2 separate regions of the Homo sapiens genome follow, and region 2 is linked to region 1. Evidence: read pairs that join two places in POLR2A ChIA-PET (ENCODE). Cell type or tissue: A673. All regions are shown on one strand. Links, peaks and the distances in the headings refer to the core of each region. The heading gives the core; the rest is flanking DNA.

The links. Peaks named below come from ENCODE experiments on the same cell type or tissue, not always from the same donor. Only the 100,000 strongest peaks of a DNase experiment are listed, where the experiment ranks them.
Region 2: POLR2A ChIA-PET joins it to region 1 with 5 read pairs; 2 of 35 experiments call an interaction of 5 or more read pairs at or near these places.

What each region holds. Positions count from the first base shown.
Region 1 is chr10:27,008,782-27,021,453 of GRCh38, reverse strand. ANKRD26 (ankyrin repeat domain containing 26) reads left to right here. Exons shown (of 34, transcript NM_014915.3): 30 at 3,662-3,952; 31 at 6,743-6,960; 32 at 8,344-8,572. Among named protein-coding and RNA genes, the nearest start is that of FAM238C, 73 kb to the right of the region's middle. In A673, for the core only: no CTCF peak of the experiment used is centred there; no DNase peak of the experiment used is centred there.
Region 2 is chr10:26,665,600-26,678,271 of GRCh38, reverse strand. It overlaps the pseudogene SELENOOLP. Among named protein-coding and RNA genes, the nearest start is that of PDSS1, 26 kb to the left of the region's middle. In A673, for the core only: no CTCF peak of the experiment used is centred there; DNase peaks (open chromatin) are centred at 2,161, 2,481 and 2,931; H3K4me3 peaks cover 6,374 bases; H3K27ac peaks cover 7,868 bases.

The DNA.
Region 1 (12,672 bases), core at 2,474-10,473:
AACAAATGCCAGCAAGGCTGCAGAGAACAGGGAACTCTTAGACATTGTTGGTGGGAATGTAAAGTAGTACAGCCATTATAAAAAACAATGTGGAGTTTCTTCAGAAAACTAAAAATAGAACTGCCATATGATGTAGTCGTTCTACTACCAGGTATTTATCCAGGAGAAAGGAAATCAGCATATCAAAGGGATATCTGCATTCCCATGTTTATTGCAGTACTATTCACAATAGCTAAGATGTGGAATCAACCTAAATGTCCATAGACAATGGAAAAGAAAATATGGTGTATACAGATACATAAAGGTGAAAACAACAGACGCTGAGGTTTCCAAGAATGCAGGATCTGTGCCAAGAAATGTGTTCAGAATCTGGGTGACAGGATCAACAGAAGTCCAAACCTCGGCATTTTGCAGTATAGTAACAAGCCTGCATATGTACCCTTTCAATCTAAAATAAAAATGGAATTTTTTTTTTTAAAGGAAAAGATTTGGTGGCTGGGTACGGTGGCTCATGCCTGTAATTCCAGCATTTTGGAAGCCAAGGTAGGCTGATCACCTGAAGTCAGGAGTTCCGAGACCAGCCTTGACAAAATGGCAAAACCCCGTCTCCACCAAAAATACAAAAAAATTAGCTGGACATAGCGGCACACGCCTGTAGTCCCAGCTACTCTGGAGGCTGAGGCAGGAGAATTGCTTGAACCCTGGAGGCGGAGGTTGCAGTGAGCCAAGATTGCACCATTGCACTCCAGCCTGGGTGACAAGAGTGAAACTCTGTCTCAAAAAAAAGAAAGATGTGGTGTATATACAGGATGGAATGTTATTCAGCCAAAAGAATGAAATCATGTCAGTAACATTATGTTAAGTGAAATAGGTCAGGCAAGGAAGATAAATATCTAAGGTTCTCACTCGTATGCAAGTGCTAAAAAGAAAACCGAGCTCATGGAAGTACAGAGTAGAATCATGGGTATTAGAGGCTGGGAAAAGCAGGAGGGAGGAGAGGCAGGCAAAGGGGCGGGGAAGGGAGGAGGTGTTGGGTGATGGCTACCAAATTAGAGCTAGCTAGGAGGAATGCATTCCGGTGTTCTATAGCACCACAGGGCGAATACAGTTAAATATAATTTATTGTGTATTTTCAAAAAGCTAAAAAGAGGATTTTGAATGTTCACAAGACAAATAAATGATAAATGTTTGAGGTGATGGATATGCTAATTCGCTTATACATTGTATACATCTATTAAAATATCTCTCTAGCCATAAATATGTACAATGTTGTGTGTCAACTAAAAAGGAGAAAATAATTCATCCCATGATAAAATAGAACATGGGCCAAACTCAGTGACTCATTTCTAATGAATAGAATGTGGTAAAGGTGACAACATGTGACTTCGGCATTAGATTAGAAGAGGCTTCCTATCTCAGACTCCTTGCCGTTGGAACCCAGCCCCGATCTTGTGAGGAAGCTCAGGACACAAAGGCAGCCTAGGAGTTCCAGTCCCTCAGGCTTTGAGCTGTGTCCAGGGAACCTGAGGGGAACAGAGACAAGCTGTCCTGGCCGAGATTTTCCCAAACCACAGATTCCTGAACAGAATAAATGTTGTTTTAAGCCATAAATTTTGGGTACTTTGTTAGGAAGCAATAAGCAGAAAAAATGTATTTTACAAAAAGAGACAATAAGAAACATAACTTACACAGGAAAAATTAGTCTCATTTAAAGTAGAATCTGATAAATGTTGAGATTAATTTATTCATGGCAAACAATGTTAAGCAGATAGCCAGGAGAAAGACGTAAGAGCTATTGAGGAGAAAGTTTTTTCTCCAGATTTAAAGGTCTGGAATCTGAACTCTCCAAAATAAAAACTTCTCAAGAAGACTTTAATAAAACTGAACTGGAAAAATATAAGCAACTCTATCTAGAAGAATTAAAGCTTCTAGATAGAGGGGGACTAGAATCTTCTGGTTTGTGCACTAATGTGTCTGGTTGCTGATGGTGGCCATTGGCTGGAACTTTGGTTGGGGCAGGAACCCTGAGCACCTACTCGAATAGTTTGCAAATAGTGTCTCCCATTCTACAGATTCTCTCTTCACTCTATTAATTATTTCCTTTGCTGTGCAGAAGCTTTTCAGTTTAATATTGTCCCATCTTTATTTTTTATTACTATTTTTTAAAATTTTATTTTATTAATTTCTTTTTTTTAACCCAGGCTGGAGTGCAGTGGCGTGATCTCAGCTCACTGCAAGCTCCGCCTCCTGGGTTCATGCCATTTTCCTGCCTCAGCCTCCCGAGTAGCTGGGACTACAGGTGCCCACCACCATGCCTGTCTAATTTTTTGTATTTTTAGTAGAGATGGGGTTTCACCGTGTTAGCTAGGATGGTCTCAATCTCCTGACCTCGTGATCCACCCGCCTTGTCCTCCCAAAGTGCTGGGATTTACAGGCTCAGTGAGCCACCGCACCTGGCCAGTATTGTCCCATTTTTCTATTTTTGTTTTTTTGCCTACGGTTTTGAAAATAGCCATAAAATCTTTGCCTAGACCAATGTCCTGAAGCAATTTCCCTGTCTCTTCTAGTAGTTTTATAGTTTCAAGGTCTTACTTTTTTACATCTTTATTCAATTTTGAGTTGATTTTAGTATATGGTGTTCGATAGGGGTCTAGTTTCATTCTTCTGCATGTGGATATCCAGTTTTCCCAGCACTATTTATTCAAGAGGATGTCCTTTCCCCAATGTATGTTCTTAGCATCTGTTTAAAATCAGTTGGCTGTAAATACACGAATTTATTTCTAGGTTCTTTATTCTGTGGCCTTAACACCAATAATTATTACCCCTTGGAATGCAAGTCAAATTAGCATAAAACATTTGCAGCTCAGAAAAAGGCTTATGGCATTAGAATCTATATTACAAGATTCATTAATTAGAGTCTTATTTTAAAAGTCTTATTCTGGGAGCCTTTTTTTTTGATGAGGCCTAAATAACTCAATAGGATGTCCGAAAACTTCTTTAGAAATTATAGGGCATGTTGGGGCTGGGAGCAGTGGCTCACACCTGTAATCCCAGCACTTCGGGAGGCTGAGGCAGGCAGATCATGAGGTCAGGAGATTGAGACCATCCTGGCTAACATGGTGAAACCCTGTCTCTACTAAAAATACAAAAAATTAGCCGGGCCTGGTGGTGGGTGCCTGTAGTCCCAGCTACTGAGGAGGCTGAGGCAGGAGAATGGCATGAACCCGGGAGGCAAAGCTTGCAGTGAGTGGAGATCACACCACTGCACTCCAGCCTGGGCGACAGAGCAAGACTAAAAAAAAAAAAAAAAAATTATAGGGCATGTTTATGGGGGAAGTAGTAAGACTTTCTGCTACCCCTTAGAGCCATTTAAGGAGGAAAGACATGAAACAATCATAGAAAAATACAAGTCGAAGATCAAGTGCAAATGTTGTGTGGCAGAGATGATAAAAATAAGGAATATATTTTTGTGACTCCTGGTGGCTTTGACTTTGTTCTTGATTTTCTGGGTAATTTAAGGGTCCACATTTGAAGAATCTTTTATGGTTCAGGTGACATTTTATTGCAACTGAATTTATTTCAAAATTTGTTCTTGGTTTTATGTTAGGCTATTCTCAGGCTACTTCCTTCATTATTACACTATATTATTGTCTTCATTCAGATTGATGATCTTACAGCAGAACTGGAGACTGCAGGTTCAAAATGTCTACATCTGGATACAAAGAACCAAATTCTTCAAGAGGAGTTGTTATCTATGAAAACAGTACAAAAGAAATGTGAAAAACTACAGAAGAATAAAAAGAAGTTGGAACAAGAAGTGATCAACCTGAGAAGTCATATAGAAAGGAATATGGTAGAACTTGGTCAAGTCAAACAGTATAAACAGGAGATTGAAGAAAGAGCAAGACAGGAAATAGCAGAAAAATTAAAAGAAGTCAATCTATTTTTACAGGTTAGCTTATGTGTAGTGTGCCTTTGTTCATTTCACTGCAAATTGTATTTTGGATATATACATTATATGTGTTTCCTCTACATCCCTTATAGCAATTTGTTCTGTAGATTTCTAGAAGGATGATGGCATCTGTTTCTCCCTTTAGATATTCCAGTTTCCATCATTATTATAACTAAATTGATGATTTAGAATAATGATTTTCATCAGAGAATTATTTGACTATTAAGACCAGTTGGCATAAAACAAAACCATCAGGAAAAGAAAGTATTGTGATTTAGAAATTATACCATATTCTTGAATTGTTCTTAAATTACATTGCTCACTTTTTAAAATTTTTAATTAATTTTATCTTTAAATTATCAGAGTTCATGAGTACTAATGAAACAATGATTCAAATGTTTATACCTCAGCCTTTGGATAGCTGGGACTACAGGTGCACATCACGATGCCTGGCTAAATTTTTAATTCTTATTTTTGGTAGAAACAGAGTCTTGCTTTGTTGCCCAGGCTGGTCTCGAACTCTTGGCTTCAAGTGATCCTCCTGCTTAGGTCTCCCAAAGTGCTGAGATTACAGGCATGAGCCACCAAACCTGGCTGATAAATATTTTAAACTTCAGCTTTTTTTTCACATATTTAAAATTACTCTCTGAATCACTAACTCAAAAGTAAAGGAAAAAAATACACAATAATTACCCAGGTTTTATATAAATTAAATTTTATTAAGGGATAATTTACAAATAATTAAACACAACCATTTTAACAGTTTGACCCAAGTATATACTTGCTTAACCACCCTCTCAACAGAGAACATTTCCAGAAAGTTCTCTCTTGCCCTTTTGCAGTTAATTCCCCCTACTTCATCCCAGGAAACCACTGGGACTTTAACACAACTTGTGTTGTTTTTGCCTTAAAAAAAAAAAAACAAAGCTGGGCACGGTGGCTCATGCCTGTAATCCCAGCACTTTGGGAAGCCGAGGTGGACGGATCACGAGGTCAGGAGTTCCAGACCAGCCTGGCCAACATAGTGAAAACCCATATCTACTAAAAAATTTAAAAAAATAATCAGCCAGGCGTGGTGGCACATGCCTGTAGTCCCAGTTACTCGGGAGACTGAGGCAGGAGAACTGCTTGAATCTGGGAGGCGGAGGTTGCAGTGAGGCAAGATGGTGAGAGCTAGACTCCGTCTCAAATACAAAACAAAACAAACAAATTAGGCTGGGCATGGTAGCTCACACCTGTAATCCTAGCACTTTGAGGGCTGAGGCGGGAGGACCACTTGAGCCCAGGAGTTCAAGACCAACCTAGGCAACAAAGTGAGACCCCATCTCTACAAAAATTTAAAAAAGTAATTAGCCAGGCATGGTGGTGCATGGCTGTAGTCCCAGGTACTTGGGAGGCTGAGGTGAGAGGATCATGTAAGCCCAGGAGTTTTCAAGGCTGCGGTGAGCTATGATTGTGCCACTGAACTGAAGCATGGGCGACAGACTGAGACCCTGTCTCTAAAATAAACAAAGCCAAAGGAATGTCTTTCCTCTCTTACCCACATGGGTATATGAGTGTGTGAGTGTGTGTGTGTCTGAGTGAGTGATAAAAATCTACTTAATAACATGAGTTTGTGTGTCTATGAGTGATTAAAACTCAATAATTTAACAAATTTGTTTTAGTTGGGATAAAGAGCGATTGAGAACTGCGTGGGACCCCTGTGCTTATGAGAGAGGATGGAGGGTGCAAACTGGTGGAAAGGATGTGAAAATTAACAGAGAAATTTCAACTGGGCCACTTGAAAATATGTAGCCGTTGTGAGAGTAGAAAGTCTTCACTCCTCATTCTCAGCTCTTTCCCTTCCCTCAGGCTAGTGAGAGATAGGAGTCTTGGAACACAATCTACAAGGCCAAGGTGGTAACAATCCATGATAACACAGATTTCTTCACATGGTATTTATGATAGTCTTACAAAGCTCTGCATGTTAGCTCTTAGAGACATGGAATGAGAATAGGAAGAAATCTTAGTGATAAGCCAGTGTAGTTTCCCATTTTACAGATGAAGAGACCTAGGGAAAGGTTAAACAGCAGGGCCCAAGCCATAGAGCTAGTCAGGCTCAGGATCACACTCCACATTCCTTTACTTGTAGTCCAGGTGATTCCATAACCTTATGCTCCAGCAGGTAGAATTACTGTAAGAGATCCAACACCTTGGGCTTTTTTCTCAGCATGTATTGATGCGCACAGCATTTATCCCTAAGAAGCTCTAAGTTCCTGTATCTTACATACAGATGATTGCTTTAATTTACTTTGCCAGGTGTATTCATAAAATGGAATATCACATCAAAATTTTTAAGCATATTCAAGTCTTCCCCATGAATATATTTTAACACAAAAATAATTTTTATAAGATTTTTCATTCGAAAATATCTCCACATTTGTAGTCATTTTCTTTCTTAGGTTTTCCTTATGTTACCAATTATAATTTTTTATTTTCTATATGACATTTCCCCCCATCGTTAGACATCTGGGTTGCCAGTCAGCCTTTATTGTTTTGATTACTTCATCAAGGATGAAAATGCTTCTCTAGTAGAAACTCACTTTCATTTCTTTGGAAGTATTTGGATTCCCTTTTCAATTAGAACCCTGGGATGTCCTCTTATCTCTTTGACCAATGCCTGCTGGCACAGAGATCTTTCTCTTTTTGGAGTTTGGGTTAAAAACAAAACAGCCCTTAGACACCGAGTAGGTGACCATGGTCTTACTCAGGTTATATATTTTTAAAACATATGCTTTTAATTTGTTTTAGGCACAAGCAGCATCTCAAGAAAACTTAGAGCAGTTTAGAGAGAATAATTTTGCTTCAATGAAAAGTCAGATGGAACTCAGAATTAAAGATCTGGAATCTGAACTCTCCAAAATAAAAACTTCTCAAGAAGACTTTAATAAAACCGAACTGGAAAAATATAAGCAACTCTATCTAGAAGAATTAAAAGTTAGAAAATCTTTGTCAAGTAAACTAACCAAGTAAGTCAAAATATAGAATCATAGGAAATAAATTAAGCTCATTAATTTGCCTTGAAAGCATAATTCTTAGGTTCATGAGATTAATGGGAAGTGAAAGCTAAATAGGTAATATAATTTTGGAAAATGTTAGTAAATTAACTTACCTTTAAAATGTGAGTCCAGGACAGTTTATGTCTTTCCTCTGTTTTTTTTTTTTTAATTTTATATGGCTTTTCCGTTAATATTCTTAGGTAGTTAACTGGATCTATGTCTTTCAGCTATGTGCTTTTAAAACTTTGTAATTTAGACATTGATATTGTCATCAGATTGCTTATCAGCATTGCCATAAATATAATTATTAATGAGTTGGGCTGTTTTTTGGAAAATTACAACTTAAACCAGAAGGGTCAAGTATCACTACTACTCTGCACATTCTGGCACTCCATAAATGAACTTTCCTTGATTGTGATATCTGGTATTATCACTACAGGGTGCCATGAGACAAACTACCCTGTATAGTTTTTCTACTACTTAAAGGCATGCTAGTGAAATAGGGAATGATTAACGTAGGGATGAAGGGAAGTATATTTTATAAAGTGGTTAAAAATAACACCTTGGTCAGCCTGAGGGAGTGTGTGGAAAACAGGTCAGGCCCCACCTCTGATGCCTTGGGGACAATGTTAGGAGCTAACTGCCTTTGAGACTCTTTAGTTCTTTTTGATCACCAACTCAGCTATCTTCTTTTCCCCTACAATTTTTTGCTCTGAATTATTCCTTGGGGCCAGATGCCTAATATTTTTCCAGATAATGGGTGAAATAAATGTAAAAGGGTGGTGAAAGCAAATGCTTGCACATGTCTTGAGGAATTTTTTAATCTCTAAACTGGTTTACTAAATACAAGTATTTTTAGCTGGGCTTTTTCCTTTGTTATTAGTTTTATTAATTGTATGTATCAAAACATGATGTTTTTGATATATTTGTACATGGTGAAATGGTTATTATAGTCAAGCAAATTAACATATTTATCATGTCACATATTTACCCTTTAAAGACAAGTATTTTTAATGGCATCCTCAGGAATCTTACCAGTGGAGCATTCCAGAAGGCAGCAGGTGTTACCTGTGAAGTTATACATCATTGGTAGCCATTTTCTTCCCTTCCCTACTTTGCTTGAATTACTTGTTTGTTGGAAACTACCCTAGAAACATATGCACTTCTTTAGAACAGTCTAAAAATTATAATTGCATACAGTAGGCATGGTCTGACACATTTTTCAGTGTTAAAATACTGGTTAATGGGAAATTTCATTTACTCCTATGGTAACTTTTTAAAAATTGCAAGTCTTTTAGGAATCATTTAGGGAAAAGTAAAATACTAAGCATGTGTCTTCTGCAATCTTCACAGAACTAATGAGAGGCTAGCAGAGGTCAACACCAAACTTCTTGTGGAAAAACAGCAGAGCAGATCTTTGTTCACCACTCTCACTACCAGGCCAGTCATGGAGCCACCTTGTGTGGGAAATCTTAATAATAGTTTAGATCTCAACAGAAAACTTATTCCAAGAGAAAACTTAGTGATCTCTACCTCAAATCCACGGGCTTCAAATAATAGCATGGAGAACTACTTGAGCAAGGTTAGTTATGTTGTCTTTTTTCCTTTGGGTTTCAAATTTCTCATGTAATTCTTTTTTTGTTTGTTTTTTTGAGACAGCGTTTTACTCTGTTGTCCAGGCTGGAGTGCAGTGGTGCCATCTTGGCTCACTGCAACCTCTATGTCTAGGTTCAGGCAATTCTTGTGTCTTAGCCTCTCAGATAGCTGGGATTACAGGTGTGTGCCACCACACCCAGCTAATTTTTATATTTCTAGTAGAGACTGGGTTTCACATATTGCCAGGCTGGTCTCAAACTTCTGGTTTCAAATGATCTGCCTGCCTCACCCTCCCGAAGTGCTGGGGTTACAGGTGTGAGCCACCATGCCCAGCCTCAAATTTCTGATATAATTCTTGTTTTTAATTTGGTGAAATACCGAGTTGTTTAATTGACTTATGCTTGATAAGTAAAGGTCATAATTATCTGTGCTAATAAAGTGAGGAAACAGAAATTTTAGTTTTTTTTTTTTTTAGTCCCTAGAGCTCTCATTTTCAAGAGGTACCATTTGTTAACTTTATTCAATAAATGTAACTGAACTGTCACATTTTAAATTTCTTTAAAAGCTGAATTTATTAGAAATGGAATATTATTGCCTATTGCCTGATAGCAAAAGGTATACGTTGAGATACTTTGGCTTTCCTTCTAATGGATTTGAGTTTGGCTGTGGTTGATAGCACTTTGATAGTTTTCTGGCACCATCTCAAGTGTTCCACCCTTAATCATAAGTGAATGAATGATTGGCATCCAAACACTTAACCACATATGGAAATTTATTACTTAAAGAACTCCAAGATAAATACTTCTTATGAATTAAACAAACTCTAACACTGATTAATTTGTATTTTTAAGTTTTGTCATTTTCTTACTTAGGAGTACATTCTTAGTTGCTATTGTTACAGCATTTTTCTCTCAATTTTTGTAAAATGTGTCTATTACTGGGCAATTGCACAGTGGTTTTTAAATAGTTAAAGCAAGCAAATATGTGAATTTAAAAAATGCACTTGTGCCATTACTTGAATGATTGATGTCTAAGATGGCAGTGATATCAAGAGTGTTTAGTAAGTATGATCAAACAATTATTTTCTTCCTACCCAGAATTTCATGTTAAGCTTCACAGGGTCCTCATCTCCCCTGGATCCTAGCTTTACAGTAACAAGGTCCTAGCTAGCCAATATTATGTTCATATTGTTAGCTTAGTTTTGTCTTGCTCTTCTAGAACAATAGAAAACCCATTGAAGAGGAACCTTGCAATCCAGCCTTACGATTTCACTCATAGTACGACTTCATTTCTGGGGATCTCAAGATGAATTCAACAATGACAAGTTTTATCAATTGTAGACTTGGTAGGGAAAAAAAAAATCAACTATGCTTGATCCAGTTTAAGATACTTGTCTAACTTTTGACCATTTTTGACTGGGGGAACAAATTACAAAAGCTGGTTGCAATGGTGAACACTTGTAATCCCAGCTACTTGGGAGGCTGGGGCAGGAGGATTGCTTGAGCCCAAGAGTTTAAGGTTGTAATGTGTTTTTACTGCAACTGTGAATAGCAGCCGCACTCCAGCCTGGGCAGCATAGCAAGACCCTGTCTCTTAAAAAATTACAAGAAGCATAAAACATTTGTTTGAACAAAAATAAATAAATAGCAACTAGTTTTTGTTGTGTATCATTATGAAAATATCCATTTTAATCAGTGCACGTTAGCTTAAGATTTAATGGTATTTTCATGATCTTAATGCAGAGAAAAAAAGTGTAGACTCATGTTAAATGAGACCTCAACCTTGTTTCTTTACCAGGCCTCATGTCCTAACAAATCATAGAAGACCAAGTCTAAGGTTTCTTAGACAGCACTGCAGCCAAGTGGCTTAACAAGGAACAAATCAAATGATTGTTTTAATACATAAATTATAAGATCTATCCAGCTAATTTTTTTCATCATTTTGTTAGCTTAGTTTTGTCTTATTTTTCTGACAATGAGATGATCAGGGTCTAAATGCTTCAGAGTCATGAAATTTTCCTACTGGGTACAAAAAGAAAATGAATGTCAAATACTTGTGTAGGCCGGGTGCAATGGTTCATGCCTATAATCCCAACACTTTGGGAGGCCGAAGCAGGAAGATCACCTGAGCTCAGGAGTTCAAGACCAGGCTGGGAAACATAGTGAGGCATAGTGAGATCTCATTTCTACAAAAAATTAAAAAAAATTAGCTGGGCATGGTGGTGCACGCTTGTAGTCCCAGCTTCTTGGGAGGCTGAGGCAGGAGAATCACTTGAGCTCAGGAGCTCAAGGCTACAGTGAGCTATGATCGTGCTTCTGCACTCCAGCCTGGATGACAGAGTGAGACCCTGTCTCAAAAAATCCAAAACAATAACAAAAAACCTTCTGTAACTTACTAAGCATGATGCAAATATAAAATTTTCTCATTAGTTCCTACCAGAAAACTCAGGTAACAACATTTTATAAGATGATGAAAGAATATGTAGATACGCAATGTAAGGGAAGATTTTTGAGGAAATGTTTTTCCTTAATTGATTTTTTTGGGGAGCAAGGAGGTGTTTATTTTTAGTATTTCTAGATAAGCTGAAAAATATTCCATTGGTATACATGGTTTCTTTGTGGGGCACTGGTTTGCCAAACCATGTTAGATTTAACAAAAGAGATTAAAAAGAACCATTCTGTCAGGTCAAGTGACTTTCATACATTAAAAAAATTTTTTTGAAAGAATAGAACTTTTAAAAAATGGCATGAAACTATATTACATAAAACAGATAGAAGTAGAGCTCTCTGGCTAAAGGACAGGTAGGGGCTCTGAAGCTGTGACTTCCTTATCCCTTAATCCTGCAATATCCTCTGTAGAACCTTAGATTTCTGTGGGACATAGTTTGAAAACTACTGGTTATGAAAGAATCCTTCTAATTAGCCAAAACTTGTTGGTACATTGTTCTTTTATAATTTTCTCCTATTCTTATATTTTAAAATGAAAAAGTATACATGAAGTTGCAGATGTGCTCCCTTTATTAATGTTGGACCTCAGGCTGCCTCCGCCACCTGAAGCATAACCCCCACCTGGAAATAAACAAAGTCCACAGAGAAAGGAGGAGCATTTTTATAAAACGTAGTTTATTTATTTTACTCCATAATAGCTTTCGATTTTGTATTATGCATTAAATTATTAGCGTAAGAGATTAGTAATTTATTAAGCTTTTTAATTTCCTCTAGCAGTGTTCAGTTTCTCCTAAGCTATTGCTCTATACATTTCAAAAACCATCGATGGCACCTTGTCTACCTCAATAGGACAGTTATTAATGTCACCAAGACATTTTTCTCTCCTTTTTTCTTCCATAGTCTGTATCAGGCACTGTGTTAAGTTATTTAACTGGAGACAATAATTTTAAATTTGTATTAAGGGAAATATGAGGAAAATGTGTGATTTAATGGGAAATTAGGAATAAAATGAAAGGGACTTTTTCAAAGTCATTTAATGTTTGCCAGTTTTCACTTTTAATATAGGTAAAACCATCCCAGTTTCCCACCAACCAGGACAAAACCAGACTTGTCAACACAGAAGACCCTTTTCCTAAGCTTTCAAGTGTCCCTCCCAGAGCACCTCCCTCCTGGGTTCTGGGTCTGCCCCTTTTCCCTTTGAGCCTTTATGTCTGACCTGGTGTCCTTTTCTCAAAAGTAGTTGCCCTCAGCTGTCATTTATGTGGTAAAATATTCAAGGGTTGGCCAGGCATGGTGGCTCCTGCCTGTAATCCCAGCACTTTGGGAGGCCCAGGTGGGCGGATCACGAGGTCAGGAGTTTGAGACCAGCCTGTCCAATATGGTGAAACCCCGTCTCTACTAAAAAATACAAAAATTAGCTGGGCGTGGTGTTGCGCGCCTGTAGTCCCAGCTACTCAGGAGGCTGAGGCAGGAGAATTGCTTGAACCCAGGAGGCAGAGGTTACAGTGAGCCGAGATTACTCCACTACACTCAAGCCTGGGCAACAGAGTGAGACTCCACCTCAAAAGAAAAAAAATAAATTCAAGGGTCATTGAGAGGCTGGAAGAGACTTTATGTAGCGGGAGGCCACTCCAGGGCT
Region 2 (12,672 bases), core at 2,137-10,136, 340 kb after region 1:
ACACCCCACCCCGTGTTGATTTGGAAACTTGACTGAAAAACACTTCTGCAATTCCATTCAGTTATCTTCTTTTTTTGTCACTTTTATGGGAAAACCAGTTTTTAGATATTTTTCCTAAGATTCTATCTGTCCATTGCTTTCCCCTTCATCCCAATAAGATGAGACCTTTAGAATGTTTTTGTTTTGTATCTAGTTACGTAGCTGCTAGATTTTGCTAAGATAGTTTAATATTTTGAATTTTAGATTATTTGGTTTTCCCTTGAAGTGTATCTGTTCTGTTTAAAGTGTCTTTGTATTTGACACTCCCCCATCTCCCACTTGGAGTCATTTCTCTGCTTACTACCGTCCTTTTCTCATGGTTCCATCTTCAAGTCTCTGTCTTGATTACTTTCTTAAGTGTTTTGCCCAAACAGGGTAGATAGGTGATATATTCTGATATATTCTCTGAATCTTTGCATAACTGTTAGTGCAGTTTTTATTTTACTCCAACAGATGATTGATATTCATTTGCATGTAACATATCACCGTGCCTCTTTATCTTCCGCCTGAGCCATATTCTCCAGGCTAGCTTTTATCAGTAGTAAGATGATATTTTAATCTCTGTCTATCTACTGCATGGTCTCTTATTCTGAATTTGGACTGAAGAGAAAAAGGAACATGGTTGCCTTTATTATGCAGCAATAAATAATAAATAGAAAAATTTGCAATGTTTATAATTGCTCAAATTGAAATATCATAGGTATGTATATGAATAAGTGTGAATGATATTCTGAGTACATTAGCATTATATCAAATGTTAAATATTGATTGATTCTACTACTAGACATTGAGCTCCTGGAGGCCAGGGACCACATTTTAATCATTTCTGTGTCTCTAATGTATTTGCTAGAAGACAAAATATATTTCTCTTCCTACCTTTCCTCTCCTCCAACTCCTCCAATCTAAAATTGAGCCTGTTTTCAGTACAGCAGTACAACAAGATTCCGGATGGAAGTCAAGGCATAGAGTGATTTGATTAACCCTGGTAGCAAAAATATTGTTTCAGTACAGATAAAAATTTTACATTCCATCTGTGATTTTCTTAATTTAAAAATATATTGGTACTACAGTCACATAGTTCAAAATCAAAGTGATATAAAATGATATTCATTAAGCCATCTTGCTCCTACCCTTGTCTCCATCACTTTTGTACCTGCTTCTCCCTGCAGAGTTAATTCATTCAACAAATATTTATTGAGTACTTAGGTGCTCAGTGTGTGCCAGACACTGTTCTAAGTGCTAAGGGCACAGTGAAGAAAAAAAAAAACAGGAAAAATAATTGATTCTGCATGATGCTTACTTCTGGTAGGAGAGACAAGTTAACAAAACAAATAAGTTATATCGAGTATTAGGAGATAAGTGCTACAGAGGGAAAGAAAACAGGTGTGCACCTCCATGGCTGCCTAATTTTTTTAAAAATTTTTTGTAGAGATGAGGTCTTGCTATGCTGCCCAGCCTGGCCTCAAACTCCTGGGATCCAGCGATCCTCCCCGCTTTGCCTCCAAAGTACTGAGATTACAGGCATGAGCCATGTGCCCAGCCAAGATTTTTTTTTTTCTTTTGAGGCAAGGTCTGGCTCTGTTGCCCAGACTGGAGTGTAGCAGGTCACTGCAACCTCCACCTCCTAGGCTCAAGGGATCCTCCCACTTCAGCCTCCTGAGTAGCTGGGACTACGGGTGCATGCCACCACGCCTGGCTTAGTTTTGAATTTTGTTTTGTAGAAACAGGGTTTTGCCACATTACCCAGGCTGGTCTCAAATCCTGGGCTCAAGAGATCCAGCCACCTTGGCCTCCCAACGTGCTGGGATTACAGGCGAGAGCCACCACACTGGGCCAAGATGTTTTTTGGTTAATAAAAAAGAAGGTTTGGTATTGCCTAAAAAACTAAACACAGTGGTATTTTATACATTGTTTAGTCAAACAGTATTTTCTGTCTTCCTTTCAAACCAATGTGATTTTTTAATGTGTTTTTCTCATTATTTGTCTTGTGAAAGAATTCCCTCCTATTTGAAGAAAAGATATAGTTTGAGGAGACAAGTAGTTAATTTTGTCTTTTGTTTTATTCAGTGTTAGTAACATGAATGACTCAGATTCTGAAGGAAGAAAAAGAATGACAAGTAAGTAATCCTTTTGATGTTCTCAACTTTAAGGATTATCACATAAAAGCAATGGTTTTTGAAAACCAAAAGCGATGACTTATGGTTTTGAGGCTGAGTTGCTTTGTTTTAAACTAGGATTTTCCTTCCTTCCTTCCTTCCTTCCTTCCTTCCTTCCTTCCTTCCTTCCTTCCTTCCCTCCCTCCCTCCCTCCTTCCTTCCTTCCCTTCCTCCCTCCCTCCTTCCCTTCTTTCTCTCTCTCTCTCTCTTTCTTTCTTGAGACGGAGTCTTGCTCTGTCGCCCAGGCTGGAGTGCAGTGACGTGTTCTTGGCTCACTGCAAGCTCCGCCTCCCGTGTTCACGGCATTCTCCTGCTTCAGCCTCTGGAGTAGCCGTGACTACAGGCACCCGCCACCGCGCCCGGCCTTAACTAGGATTTTCTAGGTGGGTATATTTTAGTTGAGTTAAACTTTCTAATTTTAGCCAATGGCTTTAAGCTTGGAGTATGACTACTCTGCTTTCAGTAAATTTGCATAGTAATGTTAAAATACTATTAACTTAAAAGATGGTGGACCGAGAAGGAAGGTGGTGTGGCATATGGTGGAAAGAACATGGGTTTTGGAATCTGGCGGAAAATCTCACCTCTGCCAGTTTTTAGCTGTATGATCTGAAAGATATTTAACTCTCTGAATCTTCAAGTGCTTCGCTGTAGTAAAATGGGGATGTTTTGCAAGCATCTTATTTATTTATATATTTTTTTGAGACAGAGTTTCGCTCTTGTCACCCAGCCTGGAGTGCAATGGCGGGATGTTGGCTCACTGCAAACTCCGCCTCCCGGGCTCAATCGATTCTCCTGCCTCAGCTTCCTGAGTAGCTGGGATTACAGGCGCTTGCCACCAAGCCTGTCTAATTTTTGTATTATTATTAGAGATGGGGTTTCACCATGTTGGCTAGGCTGGTCTCAAACTGCTGACCTCAGGTGATCTGCCCGCCTCGGCCTCCCAAATTGCTGGGATTACAGGCATGAGCCACTGCGCCCGGCCTTGCAAGGATCTTATAATGTGAGCAATGTATGTACAAAGCATCTTGTTATAGCCTGGGCCATAATGCTCATACAGTAAATTAGAGCTGTAGAAATCAATCACTGGGCCGTAATACTCATACAGTAAATTAAAGCTGTAAAAATCAATCACTTCTATGTATTGATTTTCTTTTCCTTTTTTTTTTTTTTTTTGTTTTTTGAGAGAGTTTCACTCTGTTTTCCAGGTTGGAGTGCAGTGGTGAAATCACTTCACTGGGAGGGCCTTGACCTCCCAGGCCCAAGTGATCCTCTCATCTCAGCCTCTTGAGTAGCTGGGACTACAGGCATGTGCCACTATGCCTGGCTAATTTTTTTGTACTTTTAGTAGAGATGAGGTCTCACTATGTTGCCCAGGCTGGCCTCGAATTCCTAAGCTCAAGCCGTTCTTCTACTTCCATCTCCAAAATGTTGGGATTGCGAGTGTGAGCCACTATACCTAGCCTTAATTTTCAGTTTACTGTGTTGACTTCACACTTGGCTTGGAGAAGGGAAAAAACAGGGCTGGGCGTGGTGGCTCATGCCTATAATCCCAGCAATTTGGAGCCTGAGGCGGGAGGATTGCTTGAGCGCAGGGGTTCAAGACTAGCCTGGGCAACATGGGGGATGCCTCTCTCTATAAAAAATTTAAAAATTAGTTGGGAGTCGTGTCACGTGCCTGTAGTTCCAGCTACTCGGGAGGCTGAGGTGGGAAGATCACTTGGGCCTGGGAGGTCGAGGCTGCAGTGAACCATGATTGTGCCAGTGCACTCCAGTGTGGGCGACAGAGTGAGACCCTGTCTCCAAACAAAGAAACAAACAAACAAAAACAACAAAAAAGGAAGGTAATTCTTTTTGCAGTTCAGGTTCTAGCAAGATCAAAGAAGTTAAGGCAGAAGGATCTGAGCCTTTGAGTGCTTCTGCCTTAGGACTTGTATAGAGAGTATGTGTGTGTATCGGGGTGGCTGGTTTCTGTCCATGAAAGAAGGATGACACTAACATTCCACATTAGGTTAGGGAATGAAATTGCTTCTTGAACTCGGGACATTATTGTAGACATAAAAGCAAGTTTAGTTCTTACAGTGAAGTGGGTGAGCTCTTTGGCGTTCATTTCCTTGCCAGCCATTTATGCCCGTTTGGGCAATCATACAGAACTTCCAGGCCAGCTCAGAATGTGAATAGTCCCAGCAGCTGAGAGAAAGAAGTCTAAAATATTTTTAAATGCCATGTGGTGGCAGTCCTTAGTATTTGGATTTACTTGGTTAGGATAGATTGGATGAAATGGCAAAATGAAAGAAATGAAGTGGGTTCATGGCTGCAGCTTTGCTTCTGTGATTTTAGAGAAATAGTAAATGCTAAACTATGTGCTCTCAAAGAAGGGAAGAAATCAATTTCCATGAAGAACAATGGTATAATAAGAGTTTATAATGATAGTTCATTTACTTTTTAAACGTACACTTCCATATATTCTTATATATTTAATTGATCTGTAAATGGAAATATATAAAATATTGATTGCACATGTTTATGTAACAATGTATAGCCGGGATGTGGAGTTAAAGAATTATACAGACATGAAGAAATAAACATCTAAGCAGGAGACAGCTGAGTAAAGTCTGATCCTCGTTTCCCTCATGGAATCTTTTTATTTCCGTGTAGCTCCTTTCTCTGGAGCAACCAGCTGTGCTGGTCCAGAGTTAGACCAGCTATGCTTGAGTTCTGGTTGACCAAACATTTCCTAGATGACAGTAAGCCTGTCACTTGATGCCCCACTTCTTTCTTTCTCTCTGGTGTGTAATTTTTAACAGCTTTATTGACATATAATTTACACACCATAAAGTTCATTCAAGTATAGAATTTTTTTTTACTAAAGAAATTGTGCAATCACGGAAGTCCAATTTTAAAACATTTTTATCCACTTAACCTGTCCTAACTTTTATGCCCTCATTAATACTATACAGTGCATATGTATAATGGGTTGTTGCACAGACTCAATAAGATAGTGGTTGGCTGGCTCGCGCCTGTAATTCCAGCACTTTGGGAGGCTGAGGGGAGTGGATCACCAGGTCAGGAGTTTGAGACAAGCCTGACCAATGTGGTGAAACCCTGTCTCTACTAAAAATACAAAAATTAGCTGGGCGTGGTGGTGCGCGCCTGTAATCCCAGCTACTCAGGAGGTTGAGGCAGGAGAATCACTTGAACCCAGGAGGTGGAGGTTGCAGTGAGCTGAGACTGTGCCACTGCACTCCAGCCTGGGCAACAGAGCGAGACTCCATCTCAAAAAAATAAAAAAATAAAAAAAGATAGTGGTTGGCACATAGTAAGTACTCTATAAATACCAGCTATTGTATTATTATGGAGTGCATTAAATATCCTTGTCATATTGCAAACACTGGGATGGATATGTTTTTTAGAAACCAGAAGATTAAAATATATATATATATATTTATATACATACAACATACATATATATACCATATTTATATTTATTTACATAAAACTATATATATGTTTTACATAGTTCCAAAACATGTTTTAAAAACTCAGGAGTAGATTGGGGAAGATTTGCTATTAAAAATTTTTAGAAATGCTCTAGTTGCAAGCAATGGGAACATCAAAGATGAGTGTTTTACAGGTCTTAGAAATATTTTTTAAATGCTCAATATTTATTATTCTTACACCTCCAAATAACTCTAAGGAAGATCATAAACCACCAGTAGGCATTGGTCATTTCTTTTTCATGCTACACAGTGCCCATCCCAGAATAGTTAAAACTACATTTAAGAAATGCATCACGGCCGGGCATGGTGGCTCACGCCTGTAATCCCAGCAGTTTGGGAGGCTGAGGCAGGCGGATCAGCTGAGGTCAGGAGTTTGAGACCAGCCTGGTCAACATGGTGAAACCCCATCTCTACTAACAATAAAAAAATTAGCTGGGCTTGGTGGCAGGTGTCTGTAATCCCGGCTACTTGGGAGGCTGAGGCAGGAGAATTGCTTGAACCCGGGAGGTGGAGGTTTCAGTGAGCCGAGATCACGTCATTGCACCCAGCCTGGGCCACAAGAGTGAAACTTCATCTCAAAAAAAAAAGAAGAAGAAGAAGTAATGCATTTGATTTACTATGATACTCGGGACAGGCATTGTTGATTTTGTATTTCAAGAAGATGATGTTTTGTATGGTGTTTAGCTCTGTAACTATAAAGATTGATAGGGAAGTAGTCATTTCTATCGTTTCCTTTTCTTCTTCTTTTTTTTTTTTTGAGATGGAGCCTCGCCCTGTTTCCCAGGTTGGAGTGCAATGGTGGGATCTTGGCTCACTGCAACCTCCACCTGGTGGGTTCAAATGATTCTCCTGCCTCAGCCTCCCAAGTAGCTTGGATTACAGGCACCCATCACCACGCCCAGCTATTTTTTGTATTTTTAGTAGAGACGGGGTTTCTCCATGTTGGCCAGGCTGGTCTGGAACTCCCGATCTCGTGATCTGCCCGCCTTGGCCTCCCAAAGTGCTGGGATTACAGGCATGAGCCACTGTGCCTGGCCTACATTTCTATAGTTTCTTTGGAAAGAATAAGATCATCAGGCTCCTATGAGAAAACAGCTGATGTCCCAAAATGAAATATTTCCATGTATTTAAGTATGTTACCCTAGGTAGCTCTAGCATTGTGTGATTGGGTTCATATTGCAAAGGAGAATTTTTTAAGCCCTGAAATATCTGTATCTGCAATAAAATTAGGTTGGCTGTAATTCTTTTCCCAGCACTAAATTGAGTTATTTAGCAAACACATACCAAGTCCCTATTATGTGTATCTTTGCATAGTCAAATTGTTAAAGCTAAAGCCACAAAGATGAATTTGATTCCCACCATTAAAAAGCCTGTGATCAGGCCAGGTGCAGTGGCTCATGCCTGTAATCCCAGCACTTTGGGAGGCCAAGGCGGGAGGACACCTGAGGTCAGCAGCTGGAGACCAGCCTTACCAACATGGCGAAACCCTGCATCTACTGAAAATACAAAAATTAGCTGAGCTTGGTAGCGCGCACCTGTAGTCCCAGCTACTTAGGAGGCTGAGGCAGAAGAATCACTTGAACCCAGAAGGCGGAGGTTGCAGTGAGCCAAGATTACGCCACTGCACTCCAGCCTGGGCAAGAGAGAGAGACTCAGTCTCAAAAAAAAAAAAAAAAAAAAAGCCTATGATCAACTGGGCAAGGTGGCTCATGCCTGTAATTTCAGCACTTTGGGAGGCCGAGGCAGGCGGATCACATGAGGCCAGGAGTTTGAGACCAGCCTGGCCAACATGCCGAAATTCCATCTCTACTAAAAATACAAAAAAATTAGCTGGTCATGGTGGCACACACCTGTAATCCCAGCTACTAGGGAGGCTGAGGCACGAGAATCTCTTGAACCCAGGAGGTGGAGGTTGCAATGAGCCGAGGTCATGCCATTGCAATTCAATCTGACTGAGGGAGTGAGACTCTGTCTCAAAAAAAATTTTTTTTTCATTAATAAAGCCTATGACCTAGTGCATCAGTGATTAACATATTATGTGGAACTTTGGTTGAACTTTTGTTTGGACATAGTCTTCCTTAACCACTGCTTAAAATTTTATTGCCAAAAGACATACAAACAGAAAATTTCGAACTGGATAAAAATGTACAGAATTAGATAATGCCTCAAAGAATCTTATATACAGACCTAGAATGTGCTGATTTCCAAGTAGTTTATATTTTTACAATTTGATTCAAAGTGCTTAGACTTACACCTGCAATTCCTAATGTATTTCAACAGTATTTTATTGCCAAGTTTTTATATAGCGTTTGTCAAATTTGCCACAATTTTTAACTGGATGACTCTGTTCTTCTCTGCCTAAGTTGAGTCCATCCACAGTTTCCTTTGCATGTCTGTCACCCATTTGTATGCATTTGTATGAAGACTCTTTATATTTTTGTGTGTGTATACATTTTTATTTTAAAGGTGTTTGGTATGAATTTTTTTTTTTTTTTTTCTGAGACAGAGTCATACACTGTTGCCCAGGCTGGAGTGCAGTGGCGCGATCTTGGCTCACTGCAACCTCTGCCTCCTGGGCTCAAGCAATTCTCCTGTCTCCTCCTGAAGAGCTGGGATTACAGGCTCGTGCCACCATGCCCAGCTAATTTTTTTATTTTTAGTAGAGACAGGGTTTCTCCATGTTGGCCAGGCTGTTCTTGAACTCTCGACCTCAGGTTATCCGCCTGCCTCGGCCTCCCAAAGTGCTGGGATTACAGGCATGAGCCACTGCCCCTGGCCTGTATGAATTTTTTTAACTTGAAATATGCAAACATGGAAAGAATTTTAAAAGATCCCTCTTATTCCCATCACCCAAACACAATGACTATTCACTTTTTGATTCACTTTTGAGTAGACTTAAACCTCTATTTTCTGTGTCTATTGATTAGGGGAAAATGTAGTAGGATAATAATTATACTATGGTATACTTTTAGATTCTTCTTCTTTTCTTTTCTTCTTTCTTCCTTCCTTCCTTCCTTCCTTTCTCTCTCTCTCTCTTTCTTTCTTTCTTTTTTTTTTTTTTCAGAGACTCTCCGTTTCCCGGGCTGGAATGCAGTGGCATGATCATGGCTCACTGCAGCCTTGACCTCCTGGTCTCAAGCAATCCTTCGACCTTAGCCTCCCAAGTAGCTGGGACTATAGACAGGCATCACCGTGCCCAGCTACTTAAAAAAATTTTTTTTGCAGAGATGGGGTCGCACTATGTTGCCCAGTCTGGTCTTGAACTCCTGGGCTCAAGCAGTCCTCCTGCCTTGGTTTCCCAAAGTGCTGAGATTATAGGCATGAGCCACCAGGCCTGGCCAGATTATTTTTTCACTAAAAATAAGCCAGGTGCCGTGGCTCACTTGAGGTCAGGAGTTTGAGACCAGCCTGGCCAACATGGTGAAACCCCATCTCTGTGAAAAATACAAAAATTAGCCCGGCGTGGTGGTGCACATCTGTAATCCTAGCTACTCAGGAGGCTAAGGGACCAGAATCGCTTGAACCTGGGAGGAGGAGGTTGTAGTGAGCCAAGATTGTGCCACTGCACTCCAGCCTGAGTCACAGAGTGAGAAGCCATGTCAAAAAAAAAAAAAAGCGTTTTTTATTGCTACTTCATTCTTTTTTTTTTTTTTTTTTTGAGACAGAGTCTCGCTCTGTTGCCCAGGCTGGAGTGCAATGGTGCAATCTCAGCTCACCACAACCTCCGCCTCTCGGGTTCAAGTGATTCTCCTGCCTCAGCTTCCCGAGTAGCTGGGATTACAGGGTCCTGCCACCATGCCCGGCTAATTTTTGTATTTTTGTTAGCGACAGGGTTTCACCATGCTGTCCAGGCTGGTCTCGAACTCCCGACCTCAGGCGATCCGCCCGCCTCGGCCTCCCAAAGTGCTGGGATTACAGGCCTGAGCCACCATGCCCCCAGCCTCTTCATTCTTTATAATGTAACATTTTTAATGGCTGTATAATATTTATTTGAAAGTATACGTTTTACTTATTAAGTATCCATTTGTTTCTAGTTTTACCTTAATTTAAATAATGCTTTTTAATGTTTACATTTGTTTCCTTAGACTATGTTCCAGGAGAAGTAGAATTACTGCATCACAGGGCACTTCATTTTTAGATTACGTATCATGGCGGCAGACCTTCAATACCAAGGTGAGATGGAATATGTAGTCCATTCAAGTAATGGGAACTTCAGATGAGAGTCATGTAACTGGGGTCCGCAGTCCTCTCAGAATTTCTGTTGTACCATTCAGGACAGCATCTCCCCTCCCTGACCAGTTGATAAATCATCTTGCAAAAGGCTCATCTCAAATGAAGATGTAATTCCTGGAATTTTTTAAAATATGTCGTTTTTATAAGATTTTTAATAGGAAAAAATATATGGTTATTGTCAAAAATACAAATTTATAAAGGTTTTTAATTGCATGAGACCTTTCCTGTTTGCTCTCAGGCAGCATCAGCATTAAGCAGTTCTACTGCGTCAGACCTTAATTCTGTGCCTTAAAAGCAGCAACTGTTTTGTTTTGTTTCCTCCTCTCCACTTAGGCTGCAGGGCCCAATTCAGATGAATTAACTACATTGGCTTTATAAAATGCTTACTGAACTGAAAATGATGAAAGAAAAAACAAATTAGTGATGAAAGAAAAGAAAAATAAAACATAACATTCATGAAAATGCTCACAAAAGGTTTTTTCTGCACCAAAAGTTAATAAATGCTGTACATTGTTTATAAATAATTAAAATGGACTGATAGTGATAACGTGTTCTCTTTTGACCCTTCCAGCAAACTTCTTAAAGGTTTTCAAATATAGTGGTGATTTCATATGGCCTGTGTTGACTTCATTTATAGTTGTTGTTTGTAATTTATTAATTTGCTGTTTCCAGATGTGCTCTCTCCCGCCCCTTGTTTAAGCTGTTAACCCTAGGTATGTGCTGAGGAACTGGATGGCAGAATCTGCAGTGCAGAAAGCAGAAAGGAATGATTTCTCAGACCTAAGATGGTTGACTTCTCTCAGTTCATTTTTATTAATTAAAAATCTATTATATTTTGAAGACGCTTGTTTGCAGACATGCTAAATTATACCATTGCCAACACCAGCTTCCTAGATTTCTCCCTGCTTGGTCTCTCTTTGGTTTATCAGTTGAATTATTTTCTCATATTTTCTATTTATGCTTTATAAACATTTTTAAATATTTGTTTTAAAACACACACATATACATTATTTAACCCTTCAAGGGTCTGATTCTGCTGTTTATTGTTTGTGTTTTGGAATTGTGGATTTTAGTCTCTGTTTGAAATCTAGTGAAATGGAATTTGAGGGTATATGTCTCCAGAGGGCAGTAGCATTTGCTCCTTTCAGGCATGGATCCATGGTACTACCAACCTGGGTCCACTTTAATCCTGACAGCAATGAAGACGAATAAACTAGAGCTACATGTATTAGCATCAATGACTCTCACAATTAAAATGAAAATTTTTAGACATGGGGTCTCACTCTGTCACCCAGAGTGGAGGGCAGTGGCATAATCATAGCTCACTGCAGCCTCCACCTCCCAGGCTCAAGCGATCCTCCCCCATCAGCCTCTCAGAGACTACAGGCGAGCACCATCATACCTGGCTAATGTTTTTATTTATTGCAGAGACAGAGTCTCACTATGTTGCCCAGGTTGGTCTAGAACTCTCAGGCTCAAGGGATCCTCCTGCCTTGGCCTCCCAAAGTGCTGGGATTACAGGCGAAGCTACTGTGCCCAGCCAAATCTCACTTATAATGTTAAGCAAAACAAGCAAATGGCAAAGGAATTCACACAATGTGTTACTACTTGAATATAGTATAAAAATAAGCAGAATCCTATCAATATCATACAATATGGCTTCAACAGTATTGAAAGTATTTTATTGCTGAAGTTGAATGGAGGATACACAGGTGTCCATAATGTTATTCTGTATATGTTTTCTGCCTCAAATATTTCATCATTAGCTGTTTAAAAATGCATTGCACGTTATGTATTTTTTACAACAGGAATGGCCCTGGCTCTCATGCTGCCACTCTCCTGTCCCATGCCCGGAGGGTACGTTATTGATAGTCATGACCCTCTTTCTGTCTCAAACCGGTCATAGCCTCAGAACCATTCTCATCACAGCATGCCCTGACATCATCAGCCACTGATCAGAGTTGGCATGAGAGAGAAACCATTTTGCTCTTTCTAATTTGGAGCTTGTATTAGCTTTTTATCTCAGTAGTTTAATTAGCCTGACAATTCTAGGTTTTCATTTCAGAAAACATAATATTTTTAAATAGAATCTTTTTATGATATGAAGGAGAAACAAAGAGAAGGGAGATCCCTCAACATTTATCATTAGATAAATTTGTCTCCACAGGGGAAACTACACGGTGTTCAGTAAGCTGTTTTGTTGGCCTGTGTCTCCTTTCTTCTATATCTTTTATTCCCCCCCTTCTTTCCATCCCTTCCTCAAAATTATATATGAGTAATGAGGCAGCGCCCCTGGGGCAGGGTGGGTGGAGGTGTTTTCTTAGGGTCCAGTAAACATTCAGATTCAAACGACTATCACAGGCCACACACCTGGCCCCAGCCAGCTGAGAGAGACAGAGCACAGGAACAAAGCTTCCGGACAGGGCAGCACCAGGTTCTCCGTGTGCAGGGGAACTTGGAGCAGTCCACACCAGCAGTAAGGCACAGCAGCTTCACTCAGGTGCAAGGATCTGAGAGTCCCACTGTGACCGTGCAGGGCAGCCCTGTCTTAGAAGCTTCAGGCTCTGCAGAAAGCAGTGTCTCTTGTAAGAACTCCATAGGCATAATTTCCAGATCCTCACAAGAGACCTGCCTCATGGTAGGAGTCACCATGCTTAGGAAGGCCCAACGCATCCTATCAGGTATTTGCAGTTCTTCCAGTCCAGAAGTTACTTGTCCTTTGTGGGCAATGCTGTATGGTGATAGAG